Regions from separate parts of the Mus musculus genome. Here all the other regions are linked to region 4. The links are chromatin loops, found by intact Hi-C in ENCODE. Cell type or tissue: heart. All regions are shown on one strand.

Region 1 (4,000 bases), 58 kb before region 4:
TACCATTATTCATGATGCTTTTGACCTTGGGAAAGCAAGACTGATCACCCAGTGTGGTTACATTTAAAATTTCCAGGCCATGTAACCACAGGGTACATTTAGAGATGCAGCTGTGTGCGGAAATTCTACCTCAGCAGGGACCTATCTCTCTGTTATCTGCCTTGCTGACCCTCTTCACAATGACTTTCAGCAAAACATTAGTGCTCTGTCAAGGCCAGCAATTTTGTGAGTCTGAATGTACCCAGACTTTGTGGATTTTGTTTTGTGTCTCTGTGTTTCAAAAACATTTCACATTGGTAACAAAAAGGCCTGTTGGTGGGAGCTTTCTAAAATACATCAGCGATGGAGACAGGCTTCACTAATGGCCTCTTGCTTTTGCTGATGAAAGTTAAGCTGACCTTTCACCCCCGTCAAAAAGGATGTTTATAAGAACCAGACATGACACACATGTCAGTAAAAGCTTGTCAGAGGATGCCAATCCAGATGGAAATACACATAACAGTATCTCCTTTGAAAGATGACGGTTAAAGCCTTTGTCCAGGCGGTGTTTCTATGGTGGGACTTTGAGAATGAGGGTGTTCTCTGTGTTGTGTGTACACAGCATATACATACACATGTTCCTGAGGCTTCTCCCCACCTCTTGCAATTAGAAGCTTAATTTCGCCATGTGCAGCACAAAGGAAGGAAGGAAGGAAGGAAGGAAGGAAGGAAGGAAGGGAGGGAGGGAGGGAGGGAGGGAGGGAGGGAGGGAGGGAGGGAAGAAGGGAGGGAGGGAAGAAGGGAAGGAGGGAAGGAAGGAAGGAAGGAAGGAAGGAAGGAAGGAAGGAAGGAAGGAAGGAAGGAGGGAAGGAGGGAGGGAGGGAAGGAGGGAAGGAGGGAGGGACAGAGGGAGGGAAGGAGGGAGGGAGGGAAGGAGGGAAGGAAGGAGGGAAGGAGGGAAGGAAGGAAGGAAGGAAGGAAGGAAGGAAGGAAGGAAGGAAGGAAATGAAGATCTGTTAGGCCTGGGTAAGGAGGGGTTATTTTTAGCTGTGAGGAAGGAAGAAGACTTAGTGAGGGGCAGGGGTCAAGTCTGGCAGCTTTGAGGGAGGAATGGAGTTAGATGGGGTTCACTCTTTGTCTTAGTCAGCTTGGGCAGAAGGACTTAAACAGCAGCCTTTCATGTTTTGGAGTTCTGGAGGGTAGTAGTCTAAGAATATAAGTACTTGCGTGTCATGCTTTGGTGGTGATCTCTTTTTTTTGCTTGGCAGATGGCTACTTTCTCACCACAGACTCCAGTGGGCTTTCCTGCCTATATATGCCCGGAGAGAGGGAGCCAGCTTCTGCCAGCAGCTGTAACAAAATGGCTTGCATCTGGTTATTTAAAAATGACAGAATTTCATTGCTCAGAATTCTAGAAGCCTGTAAGTCTATAGCCAAGGCGATAGCTGACTCACTATCTGGTCAGGGCTAACTCTACGTCAAAGATGGCATTGTCGATGCAAAAACACACCCATGACCTCAAAAGAAGTTAAGAAAGAGAATTTATTCTGAAGCTAAGTAGGAGTGACCATGGCCTGGCAACACAAGTTCAGACTGTCCTAAATTCAACGTTCCAACATGGTAACAATTTGATGGAATTTTTATTGTAACAGAATAAATAAAGTTATAAATCAATGTACTTTTCAAATGCGTTTGGTAGAGACATTAGGTAGGGGGTTAGAGCCAAGCAGGGACACCGGATAACATCTTTAGCCTTTGGGTGGTTTTGCGAATACATTCTAAGAAGTTCTACACTTTAATCACAAGGGTGCTAAGTCAGACACAGGTGGGCAAGGAATGGCCATTAAGGGGCTATCCATAGCCCAAGATAAGCTGTAACTAGGGCTTGTGGCAGAGCTCCTGAGGCCTGTGCTCCTGGCACCCAACACACCCTCAGCTTTATCACTCACCCACTCTGGCAGGATTAATATAAAATTTTACCATTATCTGCTCCTGGGTGTCCATTGTCAGCCCACATTGGATCCCATGAGTGAGAGGCCAGCTTTCACCAAACTGAAAGACAAAGCAGCCACAAGAAAGGCCTTCCTAGTAGCCCCACCCCACCCACATCAGGAGGTCCTGTTCAGCAGGCACAATGGACTCTGCAGCTCTAATGCCTCGTTTGCCTTAAGCAGACACAGGAATTTGCAAATTTTGAAACCAAATTCAATTAACACCCTCCCCTTTGAGGGTATTTCTTTTTTCTTTTCTTTTTTTTTTTCTTTTCTTTTTTGCCCTTCCAAAGTCGTTCACCCCATTTACTTGTGGCAGGTTCTCAGACACAGGCCATCCGGAGTACTGCCCTCACCCTGTGCTTCTTTCTCTGTAGTGAACTAAGAGGTGAAAGGAAGCCCTTTCCAGTCTGGATATTCACAGGAAAGGGCCGAGTTATCCTCCGGAACGCCAGAAGACCTGATCTGACCCCAAACTGTGCCGTGAGAGGAAACAGATGGGAAAAGAAAAGATGGACTTTCAAAAAGAAATCCTTTCTTATGTCAAGAGGATTCTGTAGAGAGCTGTCCCCCCCATCCCCACCCCCCAGTCCCAAGAATGAGGGGTTTCCAGGAAAGCCCTGTGCAGCTGACTAGCCAGCCCTAGCAAACTGGTAGAGTTGCAACAGACTGCATGATGGGGCGTATTACAGTCATCCATCGGTTTTGAAGACGTACTTGGAAATGGTGGTGAGCCAAGCCTTCCCTCTCACTGTTGCTTTCCCCTCCAGAGGTCTCGCTCCGTGTTCATAAACTATTTTAATTCTTCACGTTCACCAAACTTCTGATGAGGCGAAACAGCCAGGTCTTTACGACTGAGTCCTGGTTCCCATCAGCCTGCACCTGATGGGAGAGACAAGCATTCGCGGTTGCTTGTTTTTACAGCAGGGTAGAACTGGCTCAAATGTAAAGCAGATCGGACTGTCCTCAGACAGGGTCACAAGGCTGGATTCAGAGTCTAATAAAAATAGGGGTGAGGGAGTCTTTCAAAGGCCTGGGGAGCATATACATGAGTGAATGTATGTATACATGGGTGTGCTATTTTAATGTTGCTGTTGCAACAAGTGATGCGGTAACTTTAGAGATTTCCTGGGTTCCCTGTGTGTGTGTGTGTGTGTGTTCAATTCAAAAACTAAGCTTTTCTCCGCAGGACAGGAGGTGACTAGAGTTGAGAGTGAAAACTGCTTCCAGCCTGGGTGGCTGGGATCTTTGCCCTGAGAAGTGCAGTGACTGGTTGATAATCCAGTGACGCTCTTGTCGTGATGTGTACCCAGAGGCTGTAGACTGACGGAGGTGGTGGCTTGTGTGCAGGAGATGGTTCAGTTGGTACAGTGCTTGCTCCAGCAATGGCATAAAACAGCCAGGATGACACCATAAGCCTGTAATCCCAGAGATGGGGGAGGTGGGAACAGAAGAACTCCTGGGGTTCAGTAGCCAGCCAATCTGCTTAAGCCAGGGAGTTTCACATTTAGTGAGAGACCCTGTTTCAGAAAATAAGACGGAGAAGAATTGAGGAAGGTCCCTGATGCTGACCTTTGACCTCCATAGTCATACCAACACACACACACACACACACACACACACACACACAGAGACAGAAAGACACACACAGAGAGACAGAGACAGAGAGAGACAGAGACACAGAGACAGAAAGACACACAGAGAGAGGCAGAGACAGAGACACAGAGAGACAGGGAGACAGACGCACAGAGAGAGACAGAGGGACAAGAGAGACAGAGACACAGAGACACATACACTCAGAGACAGAGAGAGACACAGAGAAATAGAGATAGAAACACACACACACACAGACACACACACACACACACACACAGAGGTATAGAATTCAGATTCTTCATGATAGAAGTTTGGGCTTTTGTTTTGTCCCCTGTGCCACGGACTGTCAGTTACACACAGTTTTAAATATGAAAGGCAACTGCCAACTCTGCAGGTTAAGTAAAACCCTCGGAGGTAATAACATGCTGTATAAA
Region 2 (4,000 bases), 240 kb after region 4:
CTTACAGTCACCCAGACATCGAAGGTCGGTGGTAGAACAGGGACTGTCTAGCAGCTCAGCACATTCCATTTCTGCCCCACCCCCACCCCCAGAGTCCTTTGCCTCTGCGGTGAATCTCTCTGTGCTGCATTGTATATTTGCCAAGCGGATGAAACATTTGCGAATAGTGGCATTTTCACAGTGCCTAGTATAAGCAGGATGGCTCCTCTTCCATGGTGATTAGAACTGGCTTTCCTCGGGTGCGTGCAAGAAGACAGGTTGTACGATTCTTAGCTGAGGATAAAAAGCTTGAATGGAAAGGTCTATAGATAGTAATCTTTTGACCTTGAGGGAGATAGAAAAAAACCCCACACATATATGCTAGTTTGTACACAGAAAGCAAACCGCTGTGGCATTTACATGAGGAGAAAACTTGGTTGCCTGCTCACAGGTAAACGGAGAACAGGATTGTTAACGACAGAAGTTAACATGGTTTTTTTTTCTAAAGTGAAAAGTATTGTATGTAATTAGATTAAAAAGAGATATCTGGGAAGAAAGGGTGACTGGAATCACAGTGGAGTGGACAAAGGCACATTTTGATTTGATTGGCTTGTTATTAGAGGTATCTCTGGGGTTGTCCTCTTGCTCCACAGCTTGGCAGGATGTTGCTGCAGAAAGTTGTGTGTGGCCGTCGTCTGGACTAACTGAGTGACAGTAGTAAGCAATGGGCAATGGTGCTCACAGGTTCCTGCAGAGAGTGTGTGGAAGCCTTTCGAAGAGCAACCAGCCAAGTGTCATCTCTGAGGACAGTCATGTTGTTTAAATCAAGTCTGGCAAGTGCAGTTTTGAAATGGAAATCACCACTACCGATACCCTACAGTGTGGAGTCCCATCCTTTGTCAATGGGAGGCTCCAGGCTCAGGCTATTGTAGGCTTGTGTCCTCAGTCTCCATGAATGGACAGGCAGACACTCTGAGCAGCAGCGAGGTGATGATTGTGTGTTAGCCAGACAAGGGAAAGAGATGTGCCAGATGTTTTCTGCACCGTGGGATGCTGAATAGGCTACCCATTCTCTCTTCTTTCTTCCCGTGCAGCTAAAATAGAATGGGGAAAGTCAGACAAACCCTAAGAAATAGGAACAAGCAGTGGGCTCCAAGGAACTGCTTAGGAAGGTGTGCAGTGAGGTTGCCTTCGCCCTCATCCAGCAGCTGGGGCTTTGTGTTTGGAAACAAGGCAGACGGACGGATGGACGCAGCCTTCTCTCTCAGCCTCCTGATTTCTCCCTCCATGCCCTCCAGCATAAATTAAGTGCAGAAGTAAATGAACAGCTCCACGTTGCCACTTTGTGTTGTGACTGGGATCTCGGGCTGAGACCAGAAAACTCCTAGCAGCCTGAGATGAGAACAGAGAGGAACTTGTCAGGCAGCCTCAAGGAAGGAAGCGGACCCAAGAGTAAATAGTTTGGTCCTTGGCTAAAAGCCACAAATATCCCCCGTTCTGTCAGCAGTTCTGTTCAGTGGCCAGGGATGCCCTCGGGAGGTTGATCTCAGCATCTCTCTCCCCCTAAATGAATACTGCCTGGACCTGAGGACACAGCAAACTGAGAAGAGGTGACCAGCTCACCCTCTACCTCATGTCCCACTGTAGTTCCTGACATCCAAACCCTTAGACTAACAGGGACACACTCCTGTTCTCTGGGAACTCTGCCTACTCCCTCAAGCTGCCACCATAAATCTGTGATCCAGATCTTTTCTAATTCGTGCCCCTGTGGTCTATGAATTTCGCTCTTTTCAGATTTGCAAGGTGAGAATCAGAAGACCAGTGACTTGGAAGATTTTTTTTTTTTTTTTTTTTTTTTTTTTTTTTTTTTTTTTTTTTTTTTTTTTGTGCTCAGTGGATCCATTGCATTCTCCCAGCGAAGGATTGCGTTGGCCCTGATGAACTTTTCCAAGGTTGGGTGCAATCTATTGAGATCTTGATTTAATCCTTTGTGCTGAAGATTCTAGCAAGATAGGCACCTAAGAGACATCCTTGCAAAAGTGGCTCTTTAAGTCATGGGGAGGGGGGAGAAGGGTAAGGCTGACTATTGGTTTAGTGAGACTTGCTCATTAGACCTTGACTAGCTTCCTCTATCAGTGTACCCACCCAAGATCTGCAAGTCGTCTTCCAGGTCTTGCAGGGAAAGAATTGTTGCTATTCCTCAGATCTCCAGATGGTGCCCTATACAAACCACAAGTTAATAACGGAAAAACAAACAGAAGTTTATTAACATGTGCATTGTGCTAAGACATGGAAATACCCAGAGATAAGTAACCCTCCCCCCACAAGTCAATGACAAGAACATAGACAGTTTTAAACCGAGTCAAGGCAGCTGTAGGAAGGTGAATGGGACAAGCAGGTGAAGAGAGTTGTTCAGGAAGGTACGTCATGTGGATTCCTCCCTTTTCTGGTGTGGGAGAGACTTCTCAAATGGAAATTTCCTTTATAAATGAATTCCTTCACGAAGGAAAACACACATCCTGTTCTTAGGGCCTTTCTTGTGTCTGCTGATTCTCTTTGACCTCTGGCTCAAAATACCTACACACCTAAGAGGCAACCGGGAAGAGGACTTATTCTCGAACTTCTCAGGCTCCTCCTGGCACCGCTTCCACATGCCATCTTACAGCTCACTCGGCAGCTTCTCTGCAAGAGATCGTTTGATGCTGGTCTAACAAAAAACCCAAGGCTGGGTGCTATAAAAAGGAAAGTGGTTTACTCAGCTCATGGCTCTTGAGATTCAATAACATGTTGCCAGGCTCTTCTTGCCTCTGGTGAGAGCCTCACATGGCAAATGGTACCATGGTGGCAGAAATATGTAGAACAGTTACCATATACTGTGATAAGAAATGAGGGCAACTCAGGATGGGACAGAGGGTCATGCTTACCCTGTTCATAACAATCAGGGACCCATAAGCACTATATTAACCCCTTCCAAAGGCACCATCCACAATGAGCTAAGTTTCTTTCCTTCTTTCCTTCTTTCCTTCTTTCTTTCTTTCTTTCTTTCTTTCTTTCTTTCTTTCTTTCTTTCTTTCTTTCTTTCCTTCCTTCCTTCCTTCCTTCTTTCTTTCTTTCAGATTTATTTATTTATTTATCTTATGTATATGAGCGCATAACAGAAGAGGGCGTCAGATCACATTGCAGATGGTTGTGAGCCACCATCTTGTTGCTGGGAATTGAACTCAGGACCTTTGGAAGAACAGTCAGTGCTCTTAACCACTGAGCCATCTCTCCAGCCCCACGACCTAAGTTTCTTATACTAAGCCCCACCTCTTAAAGGTCTCACCACCTCTTAATATTGTTGCATGCAAGCATCCAGCATGAACCCTTAGGAAACAAACCAAACCCACAGCATAACATATGCCCTACACCAAGAAAAAATTCATGGCTCTACCTTGACTGACAATACAAAGTCCCACCCATTCCTCTGACCCAAAGCCCTGTGCAGTCATCAGTCAGTCAGTCACCCGGGTACACTGCCAAGGACAAGTAGACAAAAAAAAAAAAAAAAAAAACCTTTACCTTATATCTTCCACTTGTCTCTTCCTGGTTTTCCTCTATTTTAGACACATTTCTGTTAACTGTCACAAAGTATGTTTGTCAAAAGATTTACATATTGACTTGATGAAACTGCCATGCCCAGTTGTTTGTTTAAGACCTGTGTAGATACTGTTCTGCAGATACTGTTTTGAGTGTGATTAGCATTTAATATCAGTAGGATTGGAGTGAAGCAGTTTACCCTTCCAAACGTGGGTGGGCTTGGAACGCTGAGCAATGACAACGAATGATGATTAGCAAGTCTTTTCTTCTCACCGAGACCAAATACCAGACAAGAGGAGACACTAGGAAGTCGAGGGTGTCTTTAAAGGGCTGTAGTCCATATCTGCAGGAAGAGCACGGAAGCCACAGTAGAAGACAGCTGATCACACTGTGTCTGAGGCCAGGAAGCAAAGAGAGATAAATGCTCTCACCCAGCATGCTC
Region 3 (4,000 bases), 440 kb after region 4:
CAACATTCAGACCACAGTAGGTCTAGTAGGTTCAACTGTGCCTGAGTGGTGATATACCTGGAATATGGCAATGCATCCATGCTGGCTCACTCCTGGGGGAATAATCTTGTGGGGTTTTCAATTCTCTCCCCATTGCTGGACATCTCCTAAAAATGGTTCCGTGGCATAGCCAACCTATTCTACTAGGAGGCCACTCACTCTGATGAAGGGAGTGTTAGTACATCTAGTAACCCAAGGGAGGTTAGTACATCTGTGTTTTGCTAACTCTTGGAAACAGAGACTGTTTAGCAGCCCTTCCACCCCTCTCCCTCCTCACCCCTCTCCCTCCCCACCCTTCCCCACTCCTGACTTCACTTTCACCACAACAGGTAGCTGACTCTGTGTTTCCATGGTTCCCCCAAATCCAGGACACACCTGTAAATCTCTCCAGGTGATTCTTTGATATTCACCTATGTAGACTCTGTTCTGTTTCCTGCTGGTCTCTCCTAGGTCCTGAGTCCGGAAAGGACATCCTCCAAGCAAAATCCAAGAGATAGTCTACACCTCTCCTCGGAGCACAGGTGGGAGAGTGTAGACCTAGCAAGCCCAGCAAAAATTCCAGACTCAGTTACACCAGGCTTCTTTCGGGAGTCCTGTTAGATGCAAATGAATGTCAGGTTAAAACAGACAAAAGATACCTGGAGATCACCTGAGTGCGACTCAAAGGCTCTGCCCAAGTGACAGATCTTCTCCTGCCCTGTGGAAGCCCAGGTGTGTTTCCCCTCCCATCTCCACATTTAGCAGTGCAGCTCCATCACCACTAATGCTGCCGTCTGTCTGCCTCGCTCAGACTCAGTTCTTTCAAGACGTCGCCAGAACTAGAGACAATCCTCAGAACACCTGTTTTAAGGTAAAAAACGCAGAGGGGGCAGGTTTGTGCCTACGGAAGAGGGGAGCTTAGACAACAGGAAGGAGGCATATGATTCCCGCACAGGACAAGGAGAGGAAAAACAAAACAAAACAAAACAAAACACCAAAAAACGAAGAGCGGCGGGTGGTGGGGGAGGGGGGTAGGCAGGCAGTAAGCCTTGAGGACTCTTAGGCCTCGCAATAAATGAGGACGCCTGGCGCCTGCGGCGGGGTCAAATGGGGTCAGACAAGCTTATCCCTGCGCCTGGGAATTGAGGGCATCCCGAGGACAGCTGTAGAACAAGAGTCTCCTGCGCCCTCCCCTTCTAGGCAGGTCAGGAACCATGGAGGCAGGAGCTCTCTCAAGGTAGTGTCAGCGGCATATATCTCTGAAATGGAAGCGACGTCGGGCTCTGTTCAGAATCCCGACGAGAGACAAAGAGTAGCTGTCAGTGTTGTTCGCCTCCACGAGAATCGATGCTTGCTGTAGGTCCCTAAAGCCCAAACCAAACCAAACACTCCTGGAAATATCAACAGACTTTGCATCTGTGACAGGCTCCCCCAAACTGTTTCTCCGAGCTCTTAACAACAAATGCATGCCTTTGCAAATCGCCCCCAAAGCCACCCAGGACATCGGCGGCTACCCCACCCCCACCCGATCCCTTGCCTCCAGGCCGCCCGGGAGGGCTCACGGCCTGGGCGCATCTGCTGGAAAGACTGGAAAACTTTTGCCAGACCAAGGCTGGTCCGGTGCTTCCAGGGGCGTGTAGCCACGCAGCACGGCACTGCCACCTTGTGGCCGGCGGCGGCATCGCTGACGACAGCCAGCAGCAGCCAGCGCAGGACTGGAGCCTGAGGCTGGGCAGCAGCGCACGTCCGCAGGAAAGCACTAGGCTAGCAGGGGCAGGGGCGGAGCGCGCTGGCGCCGGTCACGTGGGTTAGCAACAGGCAGCAGCCAATGACCGCGCTAGTCAGGTGGCGCGTGCGCTCGGAGACTCCGGGAAGGCGTGGAAGGCTCTGCCTCTGCAGAGCAGGCTGCCTGGGGGAGTGGCGGGTCGTTGTGGTTGGAGTTCCGACCTCGCTGTAGAGCTGGCGAACCAGATCTTTAGCAGAGACCTCTATGGGGGACAGCGAGTGAATGAAGAGATGGCAGAAGGGACATGCCCTTGTCCCCCTGCTTCAACCACTTGTTGCTTTTGCTAAAAGCCTTAGTCTGTCACCTAGATGCTCGTACAGGATTAAACAGAGTAAGGATGCTCCTGGTTGTCAGTGGCTCAGTGCCCTAGAACTTCTTGCTACAAATGGTATCAAGATCTTAAGGAGCCTAAAGGATTGGTCAGCGGAGGACAAAGCAGAGAAAGCCAGGAATTGGGTCACAGAGGGGGAAAAAAAGTCAATTTAGTTGGTTTTAATTTTCCCCATTGGAAAAGCCGCATTCAAAAGTACAAAGAATGACTTTTGTGGTAATCCCACCATGTTGACATAAACCAGCCCACCCTTGAACACTGAGCTGACCACACTACAAAATGTTAGGTGGGGGAATCAGAATGGGCTCTGACAAGTCCAGTCTCCAAGGGTTTTTGGGGCCGAGCACATTGTTTCTTGTGAATGGCCTCTCTCCCTCTCTCCCGTCTGGTTGTGGTTCCCCTTGCACACTGCCCCTCTGTAACAAATCCAGGATTGCCCCCAGGTGGCATCTAACCCACCCTGTATTTCGGGGCACTTTGAAGGACTATAAGCTGTTTCACCATTGTAGGATGCTGTTACAGAGGCAAAAATGGCTCCGCCTCCAGAATCTAGCCATCCTTAACATCCCCCTCCAAGTTATTCTTTGACAGCCTGCACCCACTGCTAACTACTCAACTGAAGGGGTAACTTTCTAGCCTCTTGTCTTTTATCGTTTTTTTTTCTCTTGAAGGTCATTCGGGGTCAGATTGACCCCAAAGGTGGTGGAAATGACCTGTCCGCTAAGAACAGGAAGAAGTTTGGGGGAATCTTCCAAGACAGCTTCCTTGAGAGTAGCCATGCCTTTCATCCACAGATCTCACTCTGTCCCAACTTCACCTGAGCCAGAGAGAGTCCTCAGAACACCAGATTTAAAGTAAAAAATACGACATCTCAAGCTTGTGACCATGGGAGAGGGAACTTAGGTAACTGGAAGTGGCCATAACACACACACACACACACACGCACACACACACACACACACGACAAGGGAAAGGGGCAGAGGTAGCTAACCTTGAGGACTCTCCTAGGCCTTGCACTCCAATGAGGACTCCTGGTGCCTTCAGCATAACCAAATGGGGTCAGACATGCTTATCTGACCATGTGTTTTCTTCTTTTATGTATATATTAACACCTGAGTTTAACCATTACTTTATACAACAGGCCTCGTAGACCCACTAAGTCCTGGCTAATAATTATATTTCTGCAAGTTCCTGGCTGGTATATATGTTTACATTTTGAGTCCATGAATATGTATTTAGTTCTAAGTAGCAGATCCCACAGAGCCACATAGGTACTAGAGAATACCATTGCATGGAGAGAGAACTGGCAAGTGAGGTAGATTCCTGAAATAAGTGAGCAGAGATCACCCTGCCGCCACAGCCAGGCGCCAAACCTTCTCCCCTCCACTGGTTGATGAGTCTGCATCTGCTTCCTCCAGCTCCGGACCCCAGTCTTCAGTTCTTCTTGGGGTTCTTTTGATCACGGAACAACTGTCCCTGTGTTTAACAGTTATAAACACAGTGAGACTTATGGGCCAGGGAATCACAAAGGAGACAGAGCCGCGCCTGGCTCCAGCCTTGGCTCTTGCATTTGACAAAAATCCCTAACACTCAGCACATTCTGACAGTCTGAACTTGGTTTTCTTCAGCTCCAGGATAGGATGGAGTTTCTTACTTGGCAACTGCACAGGGTTGGGACTCAAGGTCCCAGCTTTCTCATTTACAAATTGAGGGATATGAACTTTTTGGGTTTTTTTTTTTTCTGTAGCTGATTCCCTTAAAAGAAAAAGGCAGTGTAAAAGCCCAGCAGATGAAGCCACAGGTTGGCTGTAATGGGCCCTGAGTTCTCCAATGCTCACTTTTACCGGTTAAAAGGTCCCAGGGAA
Region 4 (4,000 bases):
GCACACTTGATGGTCATTCCCCAGGAGTGGTTCACAGTCTTTCTCTGGCTTGTTACTTACCCGGTAAGGTAGGCTGTCTGGCTGGTCAGCTCCAGGAACTTTCCTGTTTCCACCTCCTTAGCTTTGGGATCACACATGCCTGGCAGCTCCCTCACCCCAAAGATGGGTTCTAGGAATCGAACTCGAGTACTTGTGCTTGTAAGGAAAGCACTATACTGAAGCGTCTCTCCAGACCATTGCAGAAGATGCTAGAACAAAAGAGAGGGCATTCTATCCTGCAGGGGCTTCTTCCCTAGTGGGAACGCATTCTCCGTCTTTCCCCGACGGCCTGTTTTTGTAGCAGGATCCTTCCGAATGGCTTGGCGTCTATCATCAGACTTTCAAGACTCCCAACTCTGTCACAGTTCTCTTTGGGCTGTGTTTAGGTTCAGAGGATAACAGAAGGGTGTTGGAGGGGACCCAGCTTCAGTTAACCCTGAGGTTGAGAGACCAAGCAAGGTTAGGGATCTGGTTTGTCCTGGTTATTGTCAGGGATGGAGGCGAGAGGAAGGAAAGGACCTGAGCGTTGTGATAATCACGTCTGATGTATCTTTACCCAGACCAGTGATAGCTTTAGCATCACTGAAAATCTCCAATGGCGAGTTCTAAAACACACAGCCCAAACACTTGAAGAACTTAAATTGTTCCTCCTCAATTCTCTGGGCCCATCTCCAGAGGCATCGACTCAGCCAGGCTGAGAACAGCTGTTCTAGAAGGTTCTCTCAGCCTCCAGGAACAGCTGTTTGGAATGGAGTCTTTAGACAGTGAGGGTTTTGGTACTGTGAAAGTATTGCATGCTTGTGTGGGAAAAGGTTGTCAGAGGAGCCAAGTGAACAGTTTTGATCCCTAAACAACGCGGCCACAGAGAGTCTTGGTTCAAAGGTCCTTCGGCCTGACCTGCAGAGAGGCTTGGATTCCACACTCCCGGGTCAGAAGGAGGCGTTCTGGCTGCCCCCGAGGACAGCCAGCTCGCAGCAGGTTCACTGGCTTCTCTACCTCCCGGGCTGTGTGGTTTGGTTTCCTGAACTGACCTATCTAAGCAGGCGGCTGACTCAGTTCTTGGCCCAGGAATACAGGAGAGCCTTACATAACCATGTAGCTGAGCTCTTGGAAGGAAAGTCCATGCCATGTGAGGAGTGAGAGGCCAGCTCTCAATGGCGGAGGGGACTTGGTTCCCAGGCTAGCTTGGAGGGAGTGGCATCAGAGCTCCAGGCCCAGAGCTGTCACAGGGCAGTGTTTATTTTTGAGTCATCTGCAGCATACATGTGACTAACAACCTCGTGTCCTAAAAGTTCATCTCCTGGCGAGGTTTCCGTTGCTCTCTTGGGCTTGCCTGAAGACTCAGTTCGGGTATTTTAAAGGATTTGCTGATGGAATGGGGGGGAAAAAAAAGGAATGAAATAAAAGAGGAAGACGTGACTACTTCTAGACTACGGAGATTTTTATTGTAGATATAAGGGAGAAAGCAGGCAGAGCGAAGGGTCCAGGGTGAACATGGTTGGCCTACTAAAACGGACCAGGAGAGGAGAGGAGAGGAGAGGAGAGGAGAGGAGAGGAGAGGAGAGGAGAGGAGAGGAGAGGAGAGGAGAGGAGAGGAGAGGAGAGAGCAAGAGAGGCAACTCAGACTGTGAGATAGGGGTAGCCAAAATGGCCAAGTTATATAGAGACCTAAAGCTGGGGGGAAGGGAAGCCCAGCCCCTGGAAGAGAAAGGTTTATGGTAGGGAGTGAGGTGAGAAGTGCTGGGAGGAGCCACATGTACTGAGGAATGCTGGGAGGAGACACGAGTACTGAGGGATGCTGGGAGAGCTGGGAGGAGCCCTAGGTACTGAGGGATGCTGGGAAAGCTGGGCGGAGCCACAGGTATTGAGTGAGACTTGTCCTTGGTTTGATACCTAACACTGATAATGTCTTCTTAGAATGTATTTGTAGCTTTCCTTCCTCCGTCCATCCCTCTCTCCTCCCTCCCTTCTACCAACTTCCCTTTTTTCCTTCTGTGATGCTTGCTGTCTGGATCTCTAGTGTATGGCAGGCACTGGCATGAGAGTTTTCCCTCCATGACTGCACACCTTCCTCACACAAGCCAAGTCATTTTGACAAAAAGACTATTTGACTTACTGTTCCAGAGGAGATACAGGCCATTATAGTGGGGAAGACTTGGTGGGAGGAACTTGGGGAAGCAGAGGGAGAACAGGAGGAAGTGGGGCTGTGCTACCGAACCTCAAGGCCCACCCCTGATGATGCAGGGCTCCATCTTCGGAAGATCTCACAACAGCGCCACCAGCTGGAGACCAACGTTCAAACACACAAGCCTATGAAGAGCGGTTCACATTCAAGTCAGAGCAGTGGGTGACTGGGATCTGAAATTTAAGTCCACAGTCTTCTGACACCAGATGTCATTCCTAGCCATTTCACCTGGGGAGCGGTGTGGACACAGTTCTGGTGACCTCATCTAATCCTCTCTCTATGGTTGGGTGGGTCTCTATACATTATTCTGATCTACACTATTGTGTATCTAGTTCCTCAGCAATTAGAGCTTTTCCTGGTCACTCTGTGCTTCTCCACCACATTTTCTTGATCAGGCTAAAGTGTGGGAGTGACTCTGGAATCTTCCTCCTCCTCCTCCTCCTCCTCCTCCTCCTCCTCCTCCTCCTCCTCTTCCTCCTCCTCCTCCTTGTCACAGCCTACACTCCAGCTATCAGTAGGATTCCTATAATACAGATACCCAACCTTTTGCTCACAGCTGTCAAGACTGAGTCAGCCTTCGTTGGATTCTTGTGTAAAAATCTTCCGGGGCCTTCTTGACTCATTCTGTTAGTGTCAGTGATAAAGTTACTGCCTCTCGACTCCAAACTATGCTTCTTTTATGCTGCTGGAGCTCAGCTACTGAACCCCTGAAAGCCCCATCTCTGCTTTGTTCTCGGACTCTAACAAAGTTGGGCCCAACAGAAAGGCTGCCAGAGGGAGGAGAAAGCAGGGTCGTGATTCTTCCTGGGTTGCTTTCTGTGACTTCCTGTTGGCCTGCAGGTCCTAGGAACAGCACCTCAGCCATTTCCCCATGGAGTTCTTTCCTTTATCAGAAGTTCAATTCTCTTTGCAAACTTCCCCTCACTGGAGAACTAGCCTCATAGCACTTCTTCAAGGACAACTCTCTTGTTGTCTCAGAGGTCTGGGCTCCAACCCAGCGTCTAACTTTGATAATCTAGTACCATCTTCCTGTTTTCCCACCTCTAAGGATGGAGACAGTTTCCCTCCATGGTTATTTCAAAGGCATCTTGATTTCTTTTTCTAGCCTTTCACTTACCAGGATGTCGACTTTATATTGAGGTTCTTTGTGTGTGTGTATGTGTGTGTATGTTCTGTTTTGTTGTTTTGTTTTTTCATTAAATTAGTGTGGTGGTTTGAATATGCTTGGCCCAAGGAGCGGCACTATTAAGAGGTGAAGTCTTGTTGGAGTAGGTGTGGCCTTGTTGGAGGAAGTGTGTCACTGTGGGGGTGGGCTTTGAGACCCTCCTCCTAGCTGCCTGAGGAGTCAGTCTTCTGTTTGCCTTCGGAACAAGATGTAGAACCCTCAGCTCCTCCAGTGCCCTACCTTCCTGAATGCTTCCGGCCATGATGATAATGGACTGAACCTCAGAACTAGTGAGCCAGCCCCAATTAAATGTCCTTTGTAAGAGCTGCCTTGTTCATGGTGTCTCTTCACAGTAATGAAACCCTAAGACAATTAGCATTGTTGAAATAACTGGTGTGTCTCTGTCTCCAAATGGGGACTAGATATGTCAAGTCCAGGTCAACGTTCTCACTTATGATTTGGCGTCTGCTTCTCTTGGAAAAGCCCCCCCCCTCCCTCCCTTCCACATGATCTTCTACCCTTCTTGGCTATTTGGCAAACATAACAATCCTTCTCTTGCTCAGAGCGTTCAATATTTCTGCCTCCTCCAAACACTGCTTCACAATTCTGTA
Region 5 (4,000 bases), 100 kb before region 4:
AGGACCAGGGGACATTTTAAGGGAGGAAAGGCAGACCTGTAGAAAGGGGTGGGAATCAAGGCTCTGAGAAGGAAAAGGCATGGAAGCAAAGTGCCTCAAGGTTCTCATGGACCTACACAGCATCAGGGGCTGGAAAGCCACCTGTACTTCTGGGACCCATCAGCAACAGGACTGTTCTGTAACTGTTGGGTTGTGGGGGGGTGGGGGGGGAGGAGGAGACATGAACAAACAGGTAATCACTCCAGATAGGGTACTGGCAACAGCCCAAAGAACAGATTCTACTCACGTCCCGCTTTGAAGTTTACTGGAGTTTCTTAAAGGCGACATGATTAGCTGTACCACCAAAAAGCTCACTCTAGCCTGGATGCTCTCTATAGCATTAAGGAAAAGTGCAACTCTGGGATTCTCTGTACAACTTGCAGGCAGTTCCCTCGAAGAGCCTCCTCTCTGTAATGATTGTCATGCTGTGTCAGTAACCTTATAGGGAAGGGCCTTAGGAGTCTTTTACCTTTCTGAACTTTCAGAGTCTCCTGAGCTTCCCTCCTCTCCAAGAGGCTATGTTTCGAGCTGGAGAAACTAACTGCACAAGAAGACAGATGGGATCTTAGCAGAGGGAGAAGCTAGGTTGTAGAAGATAGGAGGCTAGAGGGGAGCTTTGAAATTCAGGTGTAGGGAAGGGTAGATGGGGTGAATGGGGCCCAGGGACTCCAGTGCGCATGAATGTCATCACCAGGCTTTCTACCTCATAGGAATAAGAAGATAATAGAGGTGCTCACAGGCGTGACTGACACTCCAGGTGTGGCCATGGCCTTAAGGAGCCAACACAGCCTCCTGGCAGCACGATTCTGGGAGGGCAATGGCCAAGGGGGAGGTTCCAACTCACTTCTTTGCATTCTCAGCAACCATTTTGTAAGAGTCTTCAAGCAACTGCTTATTTCATAAGGGCAGACGTTGAAATGGGATTGGTTCCCTTTGGCCACTGGGCTCTAGGGTTCTATCACCCATTCTGTTCTGAGTGCTACTGAGATTCCAAGTGACTCTATGGGTGGTACAGCCACTCCACAGCCTCTGAGCCCAAGGGATTGCACAGTATCTGCCACCTCCCTGCATTCTTTCTTAGTTCTATGGGAGCCTTTTACCCACAAGGTCTCATGGGCACTTAAAGGAATTGCTTTTTTTCATAATGTATCATGTCTTTCCCCCTCCCCTAACTAGCTCACAGCTTCTCTCTCCCTCCCTCCCTTCTCTCCTTCTTACTCTCTCTCTCAACAAAATTAAAACAAAGGGCGTGGCGGGGGGGGGGGCAAAAAGACAGAACAAAAGAAAGCAAGAAGCTCCCCCTGCCACCCCCAAACCAACAACATGGAGTCTGTTTTGTGTTGGCCAACTGCTTCCTGGGCATAGAGCCTGTCTGAGTGTGGTTGATAAACCCAGGGCCACTCCACTGTAGCAAGCAGATTTCCCCTCTCCCAGGAGTTCTCAGTTACAAAGAGCTTCTCAGTTAGAGGTGGGACCCTGTGTCCACTTCTGCTCTCAGGGCGGCCATTTTGTCTGATTTGAACACGTGCAGGTTTTGGGTCTTCTGCCACAGTCTCTGTGAGTTCCTATTGGTCCTGTTGCGTCTGGCAGACACTGTTTCTTTAGAGTCTTCCTCTACCTTTGGCTCTTAAAATCTTTCTGTTCCTCTTCCGCGTTGATCCCCGAGCGTGGAGGGAAAGGGTTTGATAGAGCATACCATGTAGGACTGGGTGCTCCAAAGTCTCTCATCCTCTGCGCCTTGTCCAGTGGTGGATCTCTCTGTTAAGTCCCATTTACCACGAGAAGACGTTTCTTTGGTGATGGCTGAGTGATTCACAAATGTACCTCAAGCGTGCGTATATACAACCAAGGTGACATTGGCTGCCGGCAAAAGCCAAGCCCTAGATACAGTAAATGGTTTTTAAAAGCAACAGAAAGGACAGTGAATGTGAACACCTACAGGCAGTGCACAAAGTGAGTATGGGTGTGACCACCTCTAGGGACCCTAGCTCAAGAGAAATTGAGCACCAGACCCTGGGGTTTGTCTGAGGGTGAGGGGGGAGAAGACAATAGAAGATGGGAGCTCCAGATTAGCACAGACTCCTATCTTCAACGCCTGCTCCTTCCCGAGCACAGCTGTCCTCTTGCTTCAGAGACTCCGGCAGAACACGCCTGCTCCTTAGGCCCTTGTTAAATACTCTGTCACATGGAGAAATTCTCCTGCAGGCAGGTGAGTCAGAGTTCACAGCTGCTAGATGGGAACTCTCTGTTCTGGTCTGGACAGGAAGCATATGCCAAACCTGAGCAAAGTCCTCTTGAAATCTCCCCTGGGAGCCGCCTGGCAGTGGCTCTCTAGCCCGGAGCTTGGCCCGGGAGGAGCAGGAGTCTGTCTTGTTTGCATTTCTACAGGCACAAACTGATTGCTAAATTGAGCGGTGGGCGCTGGACCCGGGGTTGTTAATTTCCAAAGAGAGCTGAGAACTCTGGTGAGGTTTTGAAGGGCTCTTTGGAGCAAAGTACACCTGTGTGTCCATGGGGACTTAATCCCTGAGGTTTGGGGTTAGCCAAAAGCTGAGGTTGATGGGATTTCACATTCCTGAGAGGCAGTAACTCCGAAGTTTATATATAGTTTCCCAACCACACGGTTCCAGGAATCCAGTGGGTGCCTGGTTAGAAACCTGAGCTGTTAGACTTGGGACTTTTTTTTTTTAAATCTTAACCACTGTGCTAGATCCTTTGATAATTCCAGATGAGTGAACTCCACCAGGGACAACCTTGAATGCTCTCAGGAAGGGCCTGTTTGGCTTTGTGTGTGTGTGTGTGTGTGTGTGTGTGTGTGCGCGCGCGTGCAATATCCTAGGAATCCACAGGTTGAGATAAATAGGACCATGAATGATAAGACACACAAGGTTAGTCATTAGTGTTACCCAAGCCTCAACCTTCTATCTGCTTGGTGACCTTGAGTTAATCCTTTCACTCACTGGGAATGTGAGTTGATATCAGCACAGAGGCTGCCAGAGGTCACTTCGGGGAAGAAAGCTCTGAACTACTCCTAAGGAAAAGGAAGATAAAGGATGCACTGGGAGAACTTCTGGGATGGCATAATCGGTCCATTAGTCTCATCGGGAGCGCAGAGACCACCCAGGAGCTCCAGTCTCAGAGCGTACAGTCTTACATGAGAATTCCAGACTTCAGAACCCACAAGCTCTCCTACCTAAGCGCTGTCAATGGACTTTCAACTTGAATTATCTTGGTGTGGGCTGTGGGAGATAAAGCTATGTTAGGTCTGGACCAGTTCTAAGCTGGAGAGGGGGCTTGAAAGTAGTTCTGTCCACTGAATTACCTCATATTCAGGCTGCATTTGAATGGAACATTTGCATATCTACACTGCTTTCCCCTAGTGCAAGATCTCTCCAGACTTTCAAAAGGTACTGACTTCCCCAGCCAACTAGAACCCTTTCTTTGTCCTTGGCTAGAAAAGGCCAGTTATTAAGAAACCCAAATGGTTTCTCATTTTTTGTTTTGATGTGTTCTGTTTAATAACAGTTGGGTCTGACCTATTATATTCTTTTTGTGTCCATTGCCTCTTTCTCATATTTTTGTTTATTTATTTATTTATCTTTGAGGCAACCTTAGGTATCAACTGCTGTTGATCATACTCAATATGGATGCAGAAAGGTAGAATGCTGCATAACGTCCATGGTGGTCTGCAGCGGAACAAGAAAGGCTGCTTTGAGAGCAGGTTTCTAGGTGTTTCTGTCTCCCCTGCTCTCTAGGAAAATTCTTTGTTTGGTCTTTGCTCCAGTCAGAATCACAAGCAAAAAATGGAGCCAGGCAGATCCTGTGTTATGTCTGATTCTGAGCAACGATGGTTATTTTTCAAAGGAAAATAATCCTGAGGCATGAACTGTGTCGTTTTCTGAAGTTCTGGCGCCACAGTCTATGTCATCTCCTTGCTTCCCTCAAACAATGCTAATTACCC
Region 6 (4,000 bases), 69 kb after region 4:
CCATCAGTATTCATTTCCCAGTTAAGCCAATTCTGTGACACATGAACAAAAAGATGACTCTGATTGGAACCGGCACTTGGGCTATAGGTTTCTTGAGTGACAGGTCTTCCCAGGTTCTCATAGCATCAATCATGGGGTATAATTGATGATCTAGATGTTGTAGTCTCTGACTCACTTGACTGGGAACTTCCGGAGAGTAAGACTTATGCCTTCTCATTCATTTCCTGTGACAGACACCAAGGCAATGTCCCTTTCCACAAACAACACTCAGCACAAGGTGGGGTGATGGAGTAATGTTTGAACCCATGTCCTCCAAAGGTTCCTCCAAAGACTCTTGTGTCAGAGGCTTGGGCACCAGCCTGTGTGGCTGTGTGGAAGTGGAGGAACCTGTGAGGAGTGGGGAGGAAGGGAGGCCACTGGGATTCTTAAAGGAGATCTGGGACCTCAGACTCTGTCCCCAATGCTTCCTGGCTGTCAGGAGGTAAACAGCTTCCTCCCATATGAGTGCCTACCCTGATGTGCTGTGTTGTCACCAGCCCCAGAGCAATGGAACAACCAACCGTTGTGGAAACCTCGGGCTGTGCGCTAAAGTAAACCTTTCTTCTTTATAAGTTGATTGCTTGGGTATTTTGTCACAGTGTCAGAAGACTGTAATACAGCGAGCAGTTAATCGTCCTACAGTACATTGATCCAACCCTGACTTAGGGGTGAGCTGCAGTCCTGGAAGAGAATGTGGCATGTTGAACAGTGGCTTCCTAGGAGCAATATCTACATCATAACTCCCCAAATTTCTGAACATGCAACCTCATGCATGAAAAGAAGCCCGGCAGAAGTAATCGATTTAAAGATTTCACAGTATAAGATCTGGATTATGTAGGTGGGTCCTAAACCCAACAACAGACGTCCCTGAAGATACAGGTGAGCATACAGAGAAGAAAAGATCTTGGCAGAGCAGTACATCCCAACCTCCCTAACACTGTGACCTTTGAATACAGTTTCTCTTGTCGTGGTGACCCCAACTGTAAAATTATTTTTGTTACTACTTCATCACTATAATTTCACTATTGTTAAAAATTGCGTAATATAGATATCTGTGTTTTCTGATGGACTAAGGTGACCCCTCTGAAAGGTTGTTCAACCCCCAAAGGGGTCTCTACCTAGATGTTGAGAACCTCTGGATTAAAGCGATGCAGACACAAGCCCAGGAAGGCCAGGAGCCACCTGATGTCAGGTAAGACAAGGAAGGACTGTCCTCTAGAGCCTCCAGAGGAAATGTGGCCCTGCTCACACCTCGACTTCAGACTTGAGGATATTGGAACTTGAAGAATCCAAATTTCTACTGTTTTAAGTCCCCAAGTTTATGTTAATGAGTTACAGCAGCCATAGGAGATAAACATAGGACATGCCTTCAAGAAATCCATGAAAGCTGCGCATGCTGGCTTGCTTGCGTCTCTAATCTTAGCACTCTGGAGTCAGAGGCAGGTAGATCTCCATGAGTTCAAGGCTAGCCTGTCTACATAGTGAGTTCTGGGCCAGTCCCAGGGCTGTATCCTGAGGCTTTATCTCAGTCAACCAACCAACCAAATCCATGAAAACCAACCACAGAATTTGCCTCCGGACATCTAAGAGCCTAGCTGAAGGAACTCTGTTGACAGAGCCCACTCAGGGACAGGGACTGGACTGTTGAGAAGGGATGGCTCTTAGGCTGCAGTGTCGGGAGCAGTGAGCACTTACAGTTCTGCACAGCTGTGTGATTTAGATCTGAAGCACACGCTGTCATATGCATGTGAATAGACTAGTGATACCCCAAGGCTTTGCACTTGGGGAGAGAGGAGCACTTCCAAGAGGGACTTGGGTACCCAGAGGACTGTCCTTTCACGAGACAGGCCTTCGAGAACCCATCCTTTGTCATTTCCAAGGGTTAAAAGAAAAAGGCTTTCTCCTCCCAAGCCAGGAATAGTCAGCAAGTGGATGGGCCCAGCTGCTTCTGGAATGTTCTGTGCTGCTGCCCCAGCCTGGGATCCCTCTGTCTCTTGGGAACTCAGTCCATGCATGGATGGCAGGTCGTCACAGGGAGGGTTATAGGGAAAAGCATGCCAGGAAGATAGGGCACAGCAGCCTGCCAAAGCACTGTGTTACATCCAAATGCTTGATCAGCACTCTAATATCAGGGTTGGACCTGAGTGGCTCAGTAGCCTGAAGGTCATTGGCTCTAGTTCCAGCAGGACACATGTGACCATGCCAGAGTCTACCAAGTAAGTCATATACTGAGCCACACAGAAACAGTATTTGCTATTACCCAGCCTATCTTCCTGCCATCATGGTGGACTGTCTCTGTTTTATCTTATCATGGTAGAATTTCTCTGTCTTGTATTTTTTAAGAGAAGACTTAGTGCCCCCAAAAGATGCAAGATGCAAACGTCCTAGGTTTTGTCTGTCCTTGCGAGACAAACACACACACACACACACACACACACACACACACTACACTACACTACACTACACTAGACATGAAGGTTGGGGGCTGATTGCCCCTCTCGTCTTTCAGTAAAAAAAGGAAAGAGGATGCTGATAATCAGGCTCAAAGAAAGAAGGTAGACTTGCTGATGAGCAGGATGTGATGAGCCCTCTGCAGGGTCAAGCCAGCCTGAGAGGAAGGTGACAGGAAGCCATCCTCTTCTCGTCACCAGCACTGTGTAGCCACCCCTGCAGCCAAGGACTTGCTTTACTGAGAAGCTGACAAGAAAGGGAGAGTGCCTATGGTCTCGCCTACTTAACTTTCATACGTTGAAGAGGGTGGATGGAGCTGAGCGAGTTTAATTTAATCATAACACTGACAGCTGGCTGAATGAAATGGAAGGTATTTATGTAGCTTAAAATCCTTGTATAGTGCTCACCCATCCTTTTTCTTTTTTCTTTTTTCTTTTTTTTCTGAGACAGCTTCAGTATATAGTCTGTGCAAGGCTGGAACTCGTGGTCCTCCTGCCTCCTTCTAGGTACTGTGATTGCGGGTGTGTCCTGCTGGAACTAGAGCCAATGACCTTCAGGCTACTGAGCCGCTCAGGTCCAACCCTGATATTAGAGTGCTGATCTCTTCCTCGCCCTGATCAAGCATTTGGATGTAACACAGTGCTTTGGCCCAGTGAGTCCCTCTACTCCGACACTGTGTGTCCATATTCATGCATGCCAATGCATGCACGTGCATGCGGAGGTCGGCGGTCATCAACAATGGGTGTCTTGCTCAGTCCCTCTTTATCCTAAGTTTGTGAATCAGGACTCAGTCAGTGAGGCTGGCTGGCCAGTGAGTCCCGGGGCCCTCCCATCTCTAGTGCAGGGTTACAGGGATGCATGGGCATCTCTAGCTTGTTGAATTCTGGAGGATTGAGTTCAGTCCCCATCCTCGTGTGGCCATCTCTCCAGTCCCACCATTCACTTCTTCAACACCCATTTATTGAATGACCACACTGCACCCTGCTGTAATTATGTCTCCAATTAAGTAGCCCTTTTCTGATATTCACATACTTGTATCACATTTTGTTGTACTACATAGATTGTATTTTGGGTAAGGGGGTGTTTGGGTTTGAATGTTAAAATGTCCCTCATAGGCTCTTGGGTTTGGACAGTTGGTTCCCTAGCTGTTGGCTCTGTTTTGCAAGGTCGTGGCACCTTTAGGAGCTGGTGTCTCCTCAGAGGAAGAGAGTCATGAGAACAGGCCTTGGGGTTTATAGTCTGGCCTGTCTGGTTTCTGCTTCCTGTTCTGTCAAGCTGAGAGGCGAAGAATCCCAGCTGCACATACCTGCCACACGGGGCCACCTGCTTTGTAGTCAAGGATGGCCCTGATCTATGTAAATCCTCCTGTCTCCACCTCCTGAGTGCTGGATTTACAGGAGTGTGCCACCCCACTCAAGATTGGTCTGTCGTTTCCACTATCAAGGAATAACCGCCATTTTCCATCCCTTTCATTAGATTGCTTGGGAATATCTGGCGTTGAAATAAGAAG
Region 7 (4,000 bases), 50 kb before region 4:
TCTTATGGGCATCCCCCCATCCTTCCACCTCTCTCTCTCTTTCTTCCTTCCTTCCTTTCTTTCTTTCTTTCTTTCTTTCTTTCTTTCTTTCTTTCTTTCTTTCTTTCATACTAGTGTTTCTACAGGTAACCCTGGCTATCCTGGAACTTGCTTGGTAGACCAGGCTAGCCTCAAACTTAAGAAAACAGCTGCTTCTGCCTATCAAGCACTGGGATTAAGGTTGTGTGCCACCACTGCCCAGCCCAAAAAACAAAACAAAACAAAACAAAAACAAAAAAAACAACAAAAAAAAAACCCATAACTACCTGTGCGTTCATTGCTCACAGTGTCATTAACACACTCATTCTTGTGTGGACCACGGACTCTGCAAAGCCTTATTCCTTTACAAGACTGTGTTCTTTATAAAAAAAAAAAAAAACTCGTGCAACTATATATGTATAAATATAGATGTGCACAAATATGTTTCTAAAGCATCTTGTTAAACTTTGGTTACACTTAACTTTGTGAAAAGGTCTTGAGCCCTCAGGGTAGCTCAGGAGGTAAAGTTGATTCCTGCCGAGCCTGATAGCCTCAATTCGACTCTGGAACGAACACGGTGGAAGGAAAGACCCGACTCTCACCAGCTGTCCTCTGACCTCCATAGCCACGCCTTGGCATGAATGTACTGCCCATGCCCGGCTCAGGCAAAATCAATCAATAAGCAAAAGAATCGAAGTGCGGCATGCTGTGTGCGATATCTTCTGGACTTTCCTTTTCTCACTTTATGATCTGTGGCCCAGATTCATTTACACTGCGGCATACATTCCTGCTAATTCTTGTTGCTGTTCATTGCAGGAATGCACTAGGAGTTACTCGTCTGGTCTCTTTCAGTTTTTTAGAGTTTGTTAGCCAGACACTCATACAACTCCTCACCTCTGTGCTTAGTGTCTTCGAGAGGCACGGTCCTCCTGACTCTCCCTCCTCCTCCTCCTCCTCCTCCTCCTCCTCCTCCTCCTCCTCCTCTTTCTCTTCCTCCTCCTCCTCTTTCTCTTCCTCCTCCTCCTCCCTCCTCCCTCACAACCTCATTGACCTTACTCCCTCCAGCTTCACTCCATCCCCAGAGGGTAGAAGATATCGAAGAGGGGTTCTGGTGAAGGCATTTAAATTCTTCCTCCTCCCTTTTCCTTCGACAACTTCAGAATTTCCCATGATTCCCGGGTAACTGTTCATCTACTCTTTGGCATATCTTATTTGATGCCGCAGAACAGGAAATCTGTTACCTCTTTGGTCCTTTTCTAGCTCCTTGAAGCTCATCTTTGCGGCCCTCGCCACAGTTACATCTTTCTCACACTGCATTCGCTCTCCTCTGTGACTCATGGCCTCTCCTCTGTGGGATTCTGGGCTCGGTACAGAACCTACTATTGTTCTTCTGAGTCTTCTGGGCCGTATCCCTCGGACCCAGGGAGCATGCTGCTTGGTGTGAAGAGGCTCAGAATAGATTTTCAAACAAATGAGACTCATCTGCAAGGAGCCCGAAGAGAAACAGAAAACCCAGGGAGGCCGTGGGACAAGGTCAAACACACCTCTTCCTTAAACTCTGTGGCAGGAATGGTCGAGCATTTCCTCTGACAGGCCGGCCAGTCAAGGGTTCAAACTTTCGTGGGCCACCTAACCAATAACCAGAGGTCTCAACTTCGCTGTTGTTTCCAGAGAGCAGCCCCAGATAACATGCAAATGAGTGTGCCTGGCCACATTCCAAGGCGACTTTATTTATAGGCACCAAAACTTGTATTTCATGTCGTTTTCGTGTGTGACACGGTGTGATTCGTATGTTATGAAATATGAGTCTTGATTTTTTTCCCCCAACCACTTAAAAATGTGAAAGCTGTTCTCAGCTCACGGACTGTAGAGAAAAAGCAGGTGGTGGAGTGAAACTGATCTGTGAGCTGCCCCTGGAAAACACTGCTCCAGCGTAGCCCTTGGCTGTGCTGCGACCTTGGATCCAAGTCAGCTCCGAATCACTATCCCTACCCAGACACCCCAGGCAGAGAGTAAGAAAAAGTCTAGAGTTACTGGCTTTAAAAAAAAAATCAAATTTGAAGAGAAGAATAACAGTGTACAAGTGATCTGACTGGGGGACTGGGAGAAGGGAGGGGACTCTGGTTAGGGAGTTGGGAGAAAGATGAACACAGAAGGAGGGAATGAGGGTAAAGAACCAGTAAGGATGCCTGAAGAGGTCATAAAGAACCGTACCATCAAACTGCTTTCCAACACAAAAGGAAACAAGACAAAATGAAGGAAAAAAAAAAAAACCTACAGGGCTACAGCGACAACAAAAACCTGCGATCCTTGGAAGTCTGTGTATAATACATGTGCATACATTTTAAATAAAGATTTCTCCTCTGGACTGACAATGTTCCCTTCAAGAACCGAAGGCCACCTAACGGAAACCCCTACACCAGGCGTGAGAAGCCCTCTTTCAAGCTGGTCTGTGCTATTCAAGAGTCTCCTACAAACATTCTGGGTTATTGCTATGGCCTGTGTGTGTGAGCATGTGTGTGTGAGTGTGTGTGCATGTGTATCTGTGTGTGAGTGTGTGTGTGTGAGTGAGCATGTGTGTGTGTGAGTGTGTGCATGTGTGTCTGTGTGTGTGTGAGTGTGTGCATGTGTGTCTGTGTGTGAGTGTGTGCATGTGTATCTGTGTGTGTGAGTGTGTGTGTGTGTGCACATATGATTGTCCCTTGCTCTCATCTGCTTCTCCTTCCTCTGTCCCTCTTCCCCACTTTTTCCTGATCACTTTCTTCCTCTCAAATAGTTGTCCTTCTGGGTGCGTGTGTTTTGGTCACACACACACACACACACACACACACACCCTTTAAAATACTACTTATGATGGAGAACAGGCAACGCTTGCTCTTTCTTCCCTCCCAGTTCCCCTCTTTCGTCCTACTCCTCCCTCTCCCTTTAGGTTTCTTTCTCTCCCCCTCATCATCTCTTTCCATGATTTATGCATGTTATGTTCACCTCTAAAGTCTGCATATGAGAGAGAACATGGGAGCCAAGGGCTCATTTTACTTAACATGACAATCGTCAGTTCTTCCAATTTTTCCTGCAAATGAAAATACATAATTCTTTTTTACATGTGAATAAAAATTTCATCATGTAAGATATTTTCTCCTCCTCCTCCTCCTTCTTAAGTCAACCTTTCCTGAAAAGTTGCTAAGTACTCCTCCTATTACAGCACGTTGTAAATAAAACTCAGATATTAAAAAAGTCCACCTCACGACATCCATACTATAAGAAGGAAATGTCACACACCCTGGTGATCTCTCCTTTCCAGGCTGATGTACTCAGCAGGAGGGAGAAACTGACTGACAACTGGGACTGCAGCTTCCTGACTCTTTCATACCCCAAGGTCCTAGCAGGGCTAGCCAGCATCACCTGCCTGGTCAGATTTTGCATAAAATGCAGACACAGGTTCACCAACATTATCAATAAACTGGAGAAGCAAAGCAAAACAAAGCAAATAAAAAGACTTCTGCTTTGGATATTTGTGACTATAAAGCCATGTTGACATACTTTTTAATCTGTCAGCAGACAAGCCCTGGAAGGTAGCCCACGCTCTTGGTGTGTTAACTTGTTCTTGTTCACTGAGATGGAAATATTAATTCAGCAGAAGGGCTGCGCCTCAGCACGGCGCATGAACTGAAACCTGAGAGTGGACACTAGTGTGTGCCGTTCCCGGCTGGAGAGAGGAGAGGGAGGCACATTGTTCTCTTGACCTGAGTTGTGGTGGAGAGCTTCCTTATGGGTGGAAACTTCGTAGCCTGTTTCCACACAGATGTTTGAGCATCTGGCTGCGAGCCTACCATGCCATCCAGTCACTTCCTGGTTTCTGTGTGCATGCTGATGCTCTTTAAAGCCCCGTGTGCCTCTGGGCAGAGACTGATGGCCACCGAACCGATTTCTGCATTGTGGGCAGCCTGTCTCCTTGTTCAGTTCTTCCAGAAGCTCCTTCCAG

Evidence for each region. Peaks named below come from ENCODE experiments on the same cell type or tissue, not always from the same donor. Only the 100,000 strongest peaks of a DNase experiment are listed, where the experiment ranks them.
Region 1: a loop joins it to region 4, with 1.9 times the contacts of the local background. A loop is called at or near these places in 2 of 42 quality-filtered maps.
Region 2: a loop joins it to region 4, with 2.5 times the contacts of the local background. A loop is called at or near these places in 4 of 42 quality-filtered maps.
Region 3: it touches region 4 in a loop (2.3-fold over the local background); 7 of 42 quality-filtered maps call a loop at or near these places.
Region 5: it touches region 4 in a loop (1.9-fold over the local background); 4 of 42 quality-filtered maps call a loop at or near these places.
Region 6: it touches region 4 in a loop (2.0-fold over the local background); 9 of 42 quality-filtered maps call a loop at or near these places.
Region 7: a loop joins it to region 4, with 1.8 times the contacts of the local background. A loop is called at or near these places in 3 of 42 quality-filtered maps.

The regions. Positions count from the first base shown.
Region 1 is chr13:44,361,325-44,365,324 of GRCm38, reverse strand. Gm33958 (a long non-coding RNA gene) reads left to right here. Exons shown (of 4, transcript XR_873330.1): 4 at 1,248-1,306. Among named protein-coding and RNA genes, the nearest start is that of Gm33958, 37 kb to the left of the region's middle. In heart, no CTCF peak of the experiment used is centred here; a DNase peak (open chromatin) is centred at 2,454; H3K27ac peaks cover 2,079 bases.
Region 2 is chr13:44,059,580-44,063,579 of GRCm38, reverse strand. No RefSeq gene overlaps it. Among named protein-coding and RNA genes, the nearest start is that of Gm33489, 16 kb to the right of the region's middle. In heart, a CTCF peak has its summit at 2,182; a DNase peak (open chromatin) is centred at 1,489; H3K27ac peaks cover 3,106 bases.
Region 3 is chr13:43,862,454-43,866,453 of GRCm38, reverse strand. It overlaps Gm33195 (a long non-coding RNA gene), which reads right to left and starts at 3,240. Exons shown (of 3, transcript XR_873323.2): 1 at 3,127-3,240; 2 at 415-632; 3 at 1-146. In heart, CTCF peaks have their summits at 1,491 and 1,697 (motif pointing left); DNase peaks (open chromatin) are centred at 1,153, 1,743 and 2,553; H3K4me3 peaks cover 1,620 bases; H3K27ac peaks cover 3,111 bases.
Region 4 is chr13:44,303,638-44,307,637 of GRCm38, reverse strand. No RefSeq gene overlaps it. Among named protein-coding and RNA genes, the nearest start is that of Gm29676, 46 kb to the right of the region's middle. In heart, a CTCF peak has its summit at 2,329 (motif pointing left); DNase peaks (open chromatin) are centred at 87, 1,147, 1,797 and 2,327.
Region 5 is chr13:44,407,897-44,411,896 of GRCm38, reverse strand. No RefSeq gene overlaps it. Among named protein-coding and RNA genes, the nearest start is that of Gm33958, 9.7 kb to the right of the region's middle. In heart, no CTCF peak of the experiment used is centred here; a DNase peak (open chromatin) is centred at 2,296; H3K27ac peaks cover 1,486 bases.
Region 6 is chr13:44,234,229-44,238,228 of GRCm38, reverse strand. No RefSeq gene overlaps it. Among named protein-coding and RNA genes, the nearest start is that of A330076C08Rik, 20 kb to the right of the region's middle. In heart, no CTCF peak of the experiment used is centred here; a DNase peak (open chromatin) is centred at 2,088; H3K27ac peaks cover 557 bases.
Region 7 is chr13:44,353,834-44,357,833 of GRCm38, reverse strand. No RefSeq gene overlaps it. Among named protein-coding and RNA genes, the nearest start is that of Gm33958, 44 kb to the left of the region's middle. In heart, no CTCF peak of the experiment used is centred here; DNase peaks (open chromatin) are centred at 1,963 and 3,823; H3K27ac peaks cover 1,214 bases.